2 separate regions of the Homo sapiens genome follow, and region 1 is linked to region 2. A link is a contact called in ENCODE Hi-C or POLR2A ChIA-PET data. All regions are on one chromosome and are shown on one strand. The core of a region is the stretch at or near the end of the contact, and the rest is flanking DNA. Distances in the headings are between cores, read along the strand shown.

What was found. Hi-C counts contacts between places; a loop is a spot of excess contacts on that map. ChIA-PET counts read pairs that join two places held with the same protein, here RNA polymerase II (POLR2A). Pooled maps may share reads with other maps.
Region 1: a loop to region 2 is called in a pooled map, with 10 times the contacts of the local background. The contact joins the promoter of NEMP1 here to the promoter of COX14 in region 2. A Hi-C loop is called at or near these places in 6 of 50 pooled maps. POLR2A ChIA-PET finds 5 or more read pairs at or near these places in 2 of 52 experiments (OCI-LY7 and activated CD4-positive, alpha-beta T cell).

What each region holds. Positions count from the first base shown.
Region 1 is chr12:57,077,313-57,081,353 of GRCh38, reverse strand. NEMP1 (nuclear envelope integral membrane protein 1) reads left to right here and starts at 2,563. Exons shown (of 9, transcript NM_001130963.2): 1 at 2,563-2,735. The coding sequence starts at 2,609. RefSeq lists enhancers at 2,589-2,638, 2,759-3,008.
Region 2 is chr12:50,109,389-50,113,602 of GRCh38, reverse strand. It overlaps COX14 (cytochrome c oxidase assembly factor COX14), which reads right to left and starts at 1,367. Exons shown (of 2, transcript NM_032901.4): 1 at 1,302-1,367. It overlaps GPD1 (glycerol-3-phosphate dehydrogenase 1), which reads right to left. Exons shown (of 8, transcript NM_005276.4): 8 at 2,290-4,180. The coding sequence ends at 4,084. RefSeq lists enhancers at 1,038-1,087, 1,098-1,337, 1,558-1,817, 1,878-1,927.

The DNA of each region.
Region 1 (4,041 bases), core at 1,314-3,813, 7.0 Mb before region 2:
GAGAATCGCTTGAACCTGGGAGGGGGAGGTTGCGGTGAGCCAAGTTTGTGCCATTGCACTCCAGCCTGCTCAACAAGAGTGAAACTCTGTCTCAAAAAACAAAAACAAAAAAGCCCATAATGATGTTTGGATGACTTTGACAGCTTTGAGGAGTACTGGTCAGGTATTTTGTAGGATGCCTCTATTGGAATTTGTCTAATGTTTTTCTCAAGATTAGAGTGGTGTTATGGGTTTTGGGAAGGAAAACCACAGAGTTAAAATGCCATTTTCATCTCATGTTATCAAGGGTACATAGTATCAACATGATTGATGCTGACTTCCCTAGGTCAGCTGAGGGAGTGTGTGTGTGAAATACAGGATGACCATATCAGCACTGTTGGCCTAGACTTTTCCTTCTGAGAATGAAATCTCTTCTCTTGCCCATAGCTCAGCCCCATTTTGACTTTTTTTTTTTTTTTTTGAGACAAGAGAGGCTCGCTCTGTCACCCAGGCTGGAGTGAAGTGGCATGATCTCGGCTCACTGCAACCTCTGCCTCCTGGGCTCAAGCAATTCTTCTGTCTCAGACTCCTAAGTAGCTGGGATTACAGGAACCTGCCACCATGCTGGGCTAATTTTTGTATTTTTATTAGAGATAGGGTTTTGCTGTGTTGGCCAGGCTGGTCTCGAACTTCTGGCCTCAAGTGATCCTCCCACCTCAACCTCCCAAAAGTGCTGGGATTACAGGCATGAGCCACCATGCCCAGCCCATTTTGACTTTTTTTTTTTTTCTCTTTTGAGACAGAGTCTTGCTCTGTCACCCAGTCTGGAGTGCAATGGGGCGATCTTGGCTCACTGCAGCCTCCGCCTCCTGGGTTCAAGGGATTCTCCTGCCTCAGCCTCCTGAGTAGCTGGGCTTACAGCCACCTACCACCATGCCTGGCTAATTTTTGTATTTTTAGTAGAGACGGGGTTTTGCCATGTTGGCCAGGCTGGTCTCGAACTCCTGACCTCAGTTGATCCACCCGCCTCGGACTCCCAAAGTGTTAGGATTACAGACCTGAGCCACCATGCCCGGCCCATTTTGACTTTTAAAAAGGTCCTTGTTTTAGACCAGGTGCAGTAGCTTACTCCTGTAATTTCAGTAATTTGGGAGGCCAAGGTGGGATAATCACTTGAGGCCAGGAGTTTGAGGTCAGCCTGGGCAACATAGCAAGATATTGTCTCTACAAAAAGTAATTAAAAAAAATTAAGCCAGACATAGTGGCTCATGCCTGTAGTCCCAGCTACTTGGGAGATTGAAGTGGGAGGATCATTTGATCCTGGGAGTTCGAGGCTGCAGTGAGCTGTGGTTACACCACTGCATTCCAGAAGGGTTACAGAAGGAGACCTTGTCTCAATAACAACAACAACAACAACAACAACAATGAAACAAACAAATAGCTGGGCATGGTGGTGCATCCCTGTAGCCCAACCTATCTAGGAAGCTGAGGTGGGAAGATGGTTTAAGTCCAGGAATTCAAGGTTACACTGAGCTGTGATGGTGCTGTTGCACTCCAGCTTGGGTGTCAGAGAATGACCCTGTCTCTAAAAACATTAAAAAAAAAAATTCTTGTTTTGAAAGCTTGAACCTTCCCCAGGAGATGCCCCCTTCCTTGAATTCCTCAATTCATTTGGCTCTATCATCTGTAGTTTTCCTACCCATCACCATCAGATCCTCTTAAAAAAAAAGTTTCAATTTCTACTAACAGTTTCTGAACACCTGGATCTCTGCTGGGCCCTGTGTTAAATCATTGAATGGGAAGCAGCTAATCCATATAAATAACTCCGGCTTTGGAGTCAGTAGGATTTAGGTTGGGATCACAGACCAGATGAACTATGAAATCTTGGGCAGGTTCCTGTGGCTGTCTTGGCTTTGGCTTCTTAAATGGAGAGAATTATATTTGTCTCACAAGATGATAAGAGGAATAAATGAATCTTTCTTAATCCTAACATTAATTTTACTTCCAAAAATAAAAATCCTATGAATACATTTTTAAAAGCTAATGTTTATGCTTATAAAATATTGACACACACTTTTTTGTGACTTCTATTTTAAATCCTTTAGGACTTTGGAGAACCACACTTTTGTCAGTCGACTTTAAAAATCGTCCTATCAGGGTCCTACTCATAAAGCGATCTCAATTGTAGGCGTCTCATAACAGAAAGGTCGTGATAAAAAGTAACCGAAAGAAAACGGAAGGAACTTCAGACAGCTTCTATGGAAATACCGAGTTTGGTCAAGGAGGCCTCTCCCATTCCGATTTTCTATTGGTTAAACTTACCATCAATCACACCAGTTGTAAATAAACTGAAGACGGAAGCATGTTGTTAGCGGGGTGGGATCTTCCTGTCGCCACTGCTAGGGTGAGAACCCATTTTCCAATAGGCTGAAAGCTGCTTTTCCCGCCCTCTCTCTTCAGTTGCTAAGGGGCGGGACTCATAGGGCCCTTGGAGGGCTGGGTGCTCGAAGCCCTGCCCATCCCATTGGTTGATAGGGGCGGGTTTCGTAGAGGATAGGCTGCTGTCGTTGCCCGTTCGGAGTTAGTTGCTGGGGTAAGGCACGTGAGGAGGAGGTGGCTTGAGGCAACCATGGCGGGAGGAATGAAAGTGGCGGTCTCGCCGGCAGTTGGTCCCGGGCCCTGGGGCTCGGGAGTCGGGGGCGGTGGGACAGTGCGGCTACTCTTGATCCTCTCCGGCTGCTTGGTCTACGGCACAGGTACCGCCCGGGCAGCAGCTGCCAAGGGGGCAGGTGCCGAGGGGGTTATTTTTGGAAAAGGGATTGTCCCGAGGGCGCGGGCCGTTACTCTGCAGAAGGGCGGTGGCTCTACCGAGGGCCGCCGGCGTAGTGTGGTGGAAGAAACTTGGCAGGCTAGTGGGCGTCGGGACTGAGGGTCTGGGCCCTGAAGCGGGCTGGGGCAGCTTCCAGAGTGGGGAGGAGCCTGAAGCCTTTTGGCGGAGACAGGAAGGGAGGCCTAGACTGGTTGAGAAGCAGTCCTGGGGGCTGTGTCTCGTTGCAGAAGCCTTGAGTTTCTTGGTTAAAAGCGAGAAAACCTGGGGACCATTCTGGGCAGGCAGAGCAGCCGCGGGAAAGGGACCATCTCATTCATTCGGCAAATCAGCAAACACCATCTGAGCGTATGCTCTGTCAGGACGCAGGGCACGGGTGGCAGAACGGATGTAGTTGACAGAAATGCAGTGATCTCTACTATCTTCTGCTCTTGTAAAACCTTGATTCCTTACCGCCCCCGGCCCGCGAGATGGAGTCTAGCTCTGTCACTCAGGCTGGAGTGCAGTGGTGCGATCTCGCTCACTGCAACCTCCGCCTCCTGGGTTCAAGCAATTCTCCTGCTTCAGCCTCCGGAGTAGCTGGGATTACAGGCACCCGCCACCGCGCCCGGCTAATTTTTGTATTTTTAGTAGAAATGGGGTTTCACTATGTTGGCCAGGGTGGTCTCGAACTCCTGACCTCGTGATCCATCCGCCTTGGCCCTCCCAAAGTGCTGGGATTACAGGTGTGAGCCACCGTGACCGGCCAAATAATGCATGTTTATTTTAGATGATTTGGCAAGGTACAATTAAGTATAAAGAAGCAGGCAGAAACCACACTGTTAATCCATTCAGAAGCAATCTATTTTAGCACACTTTCTTCTGATCTTTTTCCACATATTTTTAATTTTTTATGAATTGATAATTTGTATCCAGTTAGTACTCTAGTTCTCTTCCCTGGAGGCTGCCAGTCGTTACCAGAGATAGTTTTCTCGTTTGATTTTGTAGTACAATAATTTTCCCAAGTAATTTAAAATTCTTTTTTTGTTTTTTTGTTTGTTTGTTTGTTTGAGATGGAGTTTTGCTCTTGTTGCCCAGGCTGGAGTGCAGTGGTGCAATCTCAGCTCACTGCAACCTCCGCCTCCTGGGTTTAAATGATTCTCCTGCCTCAGCCTCCTGAGTAGCTGGGATTACACTTGCCCGCCACCACGCCCGGCTAATTTTTTTTTTTTTTTTTTAAACAGAGTCTCCCTCTT
Region 2 (4,214 bases), core at 118-2,617:
GGCCGGGTACAGTGGCTCACGCCTGTAATCCCAGCACTTTGGGAGGCCGAGGCGGGTGGATCACGAGGTCAGGATATCGAGACCATCCTGGCTAACACAGTGAAACCCCATCTCTACTAAAAACACAAAAAATTAGCCGGGCGTGGTGGCGGGCACCTGTAGTCCCAGCTACTCTGGAGGCTGAGGCAGGAGAATGGCATGAACCCGGAAGGCGGAGCTTGTAGTGAGCCGAGATCCCGCCACGGGACCCCAGCCTGGGCGACAGAGCAAGACTCCGTCTCAAAAAAAAAAAAAAAAAATTGCGTAAACGTATGGGTAGAAGTGCGATTTTGTTACATGCATACACTGCATAGTGGTCAACTCAGGGCTTTTAAGGTATCCATCATCTTTTATCTACTTTTTGTTTGGCACTTAGAGAGTAGTACATCGGCCGGGTACGGTGGCTCACGCCGGTAATCCCAACACTTTGGGAGGCCGAGGCGGGAGGATGGCTTGAGCTCAGGAGTTGGAGACCAGGTTGGGCAACATAGGGAGACCTTTTCTCTATTTAAAAACAACAACAACAACAACAAAAAAAAAACCTTTTTTTAAAAATTACCCGGGCGTGGTGGCGCACACCTGCAGCCTGAGCGACAAAGCAAGACCCTGTCTCAAAATAACATAACATAACATAACATAACATAACATAACATAACGTACATCATGCTACGGAGGCCGCTAAAAAGAACATGGCTTCTGTCATACAGGAGCTTATGGTCTCATGGAGAGGCACTGTGAGAGTTCAGAGACAACAGCTCAAAGACAGGGTGGGGGCTTGAGAAAACTTAGCAGAAAGGTGTAGGGGTGGGAATCGGGGTGGGAGTGGAACTGTCTTTTTAGAAGGATGGCCTGGAGAAGAGGAGCAGTGAGAGCATTCCAGGAAGTGAAAGCGGTCAAGAGGTGGAGCTGGATAGCCGATATGCACGAAGGGTGCCCCGGAGAGCCACTTATCAGGACGCAGAGGTCTATAGAGCAAGGAAGAGGCAGAGTTGGAGCGTGGAGGGTCGAGACGCCAGGCAGGAGTCGAGGTTTGACAGGATTAGCGCTGAGCTCTAGCAAGACTGACCTACTGCTGCGAGGAGCTTGGGCTTGGGCAGGAAGCAGTGCAGCTCGCGGTCCGCAACGCAACAGAAGCGGGTGAATTCAAGGGCACCAGGCCTGCAGACTAGGGGATGGGAGGACGCGGCAAGCGGAGACTGGCCCAGGTGGGCGCGCAGGCAGTGGGACTGGCAGCCCCTGCTCGGCCCTAGCCGGCAGCGTACCTGGATGCTGCAGCTCCTTCGCATCCAACCGAGGCCTCCTCAGGCAGGCAGGGTCTCGAGGCCACTGTCTACGCAACTTCCCAGCACAGCCGAACGCAGCACTCGGAACCAGACACGTGAGGGTAGCGTCCCTGGACAACCCTGAACGCCTCAGCTATTGGTGCAGAAAGCAACTTTCTCCCTCCCACCTGCCGGGTTAGCCTCTAGGATTCGGCTTGCCGCGCTATAAAGGGAACTGCGCATCAGACGCGGCACAACTCCGCCCACTAAGGCGGGAGTCCGCGCAGGCCGTCACTCTGGCTGGAGGCCGGCTTTGAACTTCCGGCTTCCGGGCCCGTTATCCTTACTACGCATCCTCAGACGCGCCGTGCTCTCGGAGAGGCCCGCTGAATTCTGGGGGCTGTGGTTTCTCTCCCTCGAGGGAGGGTCTTTGGCGAGCCAAGCTCTGGAACCGGAAGTTTTAGGATGCTAAATCAGAGTCAGCCAATCCTCAGCCTACGGTGCGGTGACGTCGCCAGTAGCTGGGTAGATTTTCGCAGCCGGCCTTCTGGAGGTGGATCGCGCGCCCCCTAGAGCCCGGCTGTGGGCCTAGTCCAGGTAGGGGCCCGAGGGGCACCGCGATGCCTGGACCGCTAAGGATGCGGCAGCTTGGCCCGTGACCAAGGAATGGGCACAAGGGATGAGAGTCTAACGTTTCCGTCCCGTGTGTGATCTCTATTCTTGCAGGAGGCATGATAAAGCCCCTAAGAAGGGCCGGCAAGGCCGGGGCCAGCTTGCGGCGAGGGCGGGAGGGGGCGCTGGCGGGAGGGGAGAGAGAGGGATGGGGACTGAGTGGGCACCGCCGCTGACCCCTGGAGTAGCTGCGATTATGGAGGAGGGATTTCTTTTTTCATTTTTCCTACGGTAAGAGGGAAAACATACGTGCAATGATACGCGCCAGCACACGCACTGCCACATGCACTGAAGCTCCCTCTCCCAACTCTTCTTGTTTCTGGAAAAAACACGCTTTATTGGGTAGACAAATAGGCCTGATGGGAAGGCCTGAGTCACAGTGCACTGGGGAGTGAACAAAAGTAGGCAAAGTGCTTGAAGCTTCCCCTTTGCCCCCACCTTAACCTCCTGGGGAGGCAGCTCTGGACACTCAGTACCCAGACCTGGGCTCAGCAAGGCCTGGGGTGACTGTGCCCCTCACTCCTGCTGCCTGATCTGGGCAGCCCCACCCTTCACTGGTAAGACAGAATTCTCAAGGGATAGGCGCAGAGAGGAGCCCGCCTCCCTGGTTCATTGGAGAGTAACAGGGTTTTAGCATAATGCTGGCCAGAGCCAGTGTGCCAGGTGCTGCCACACAGGAAGCTGACAGCCCTGCTGGACGGGCGGGAGCCTCTCGGGCCCTCCGGACTATTTATAGCTGGAGGCCTAGGCTGCTGACCTGTGACATTCCTCTGCTGCCACCCCATCCTGGAGCAAGGCAAGTGCAGAGCACACTCCTCCTCCTCCCCTCCTGTTCTTTCCTCACCCCAGGGAGTAGGGTGGTTTTGATTTTCTTCCTCCTCCTTGAGTTTCCCAGCTCTCGAGTTGCTGGTGTTGTCAGTACCTCACGAGAAGGCCCTCATTCAGCAAAGAGAGCTGCCCTTGGAATATTGGTGCCCACCAACATAGGAATCTGCTCACCCTTCCCTACCGTTCATCAGCCTTTGGGCCACCCTCTGGCCTGCTGGCTTCCAGATGCCAGGCATGGTTAGCTGGTTACCCTGGCCGGTCTGGAGCAGCTGAGGAAGAGGTGCAGAGTTTGGGAGGAAGAAAGGGGTGGAGTCAGGGATGTCCTCTGGGGAGATAGCACAGGAGGGGCCCAGCTGACACCTCCCCCAGCTAGAGCTACTGAGAAGGAAGCCTGGGTGAATACAAAGGTCACAGGGAGCTGAGTGATCTGAGCCTGTTATGAAAGGTGTAGCTCTGTCAGCAGATTAAGTTCCTGCTCCCCAAAGAGGGTGCTGGCGGGGAGGGTGAGGGAAGGCTTGGAAAGGTCGCACAGAGTGGGGAGGAGCTGGCAAAGAACTAGGAACCGGGAAGTCCCTGGGGAGAATGTCAAGCCACCGAGCTACAGATGCCAGCATGGCAGCAATTTGGGTGCCAGGGCAGCCTGGGGGAGGGGGAAGGGGGAGAACCAGAGGTTTCTGAGGACACAGATGTTGCTAGGAGAAGCTAAAAGGGGTTTGTTTGAGATCTTTGTATTTTGTTAACAAACACTGAGATCCATCGAAGCTGTGTGGGTCCTGGCAGAGGTCAGCAAAGGGGTCCTTGGGGCCTGCATCAGCTCAGAAGCCCAGACCCCTCCCTGACAATCCTTGCCTCATCGCTCCTGTGGCTAAGATACTTCTTCAGCCCTTTAACAGGATTACTGGTGTATGTGAGACAGCCACTAGCAGCCCCTGCCCTACCGGCCTCTCCCCCAACCCTTCTCCACATACATCACCCCCGCCACCAAGCAGGCAGCACTGGGGCTTGATTCCACCCCTCCCAGAGGATATGGAGAAAGCCCCACATCTGGAGAGGGACAGGGCAACTGCATTTCTGGCAAATGTGGTGGCATGAGGCTGCCAGTGGCTTGACAGTTCAGGATCTCCAGGTGCGTAGCTGGGCCCCATAGCCTCCTGTCCTCCAGTGAAAAGATGAGAAGACTCTGCTCCCTGGGAGTCCTGGAGATCCTGGTGACTAGGTACCCCAGGCTTCTGCTGGTCTCCACTGGGGTAAAAAAGCGGCCTGGCCTGGGCCCTGGCCCCACTCACATATGTTCTGGATGATTCTGCAGGCAGTGGATGAATTCACCCACTGGCTGGCCCTCGTAGCACACCTTGTACACAGCCATGAACAAGGGAAACCTAGATTGGAGAGGGAAAGGCTCAGCTTAGCCTC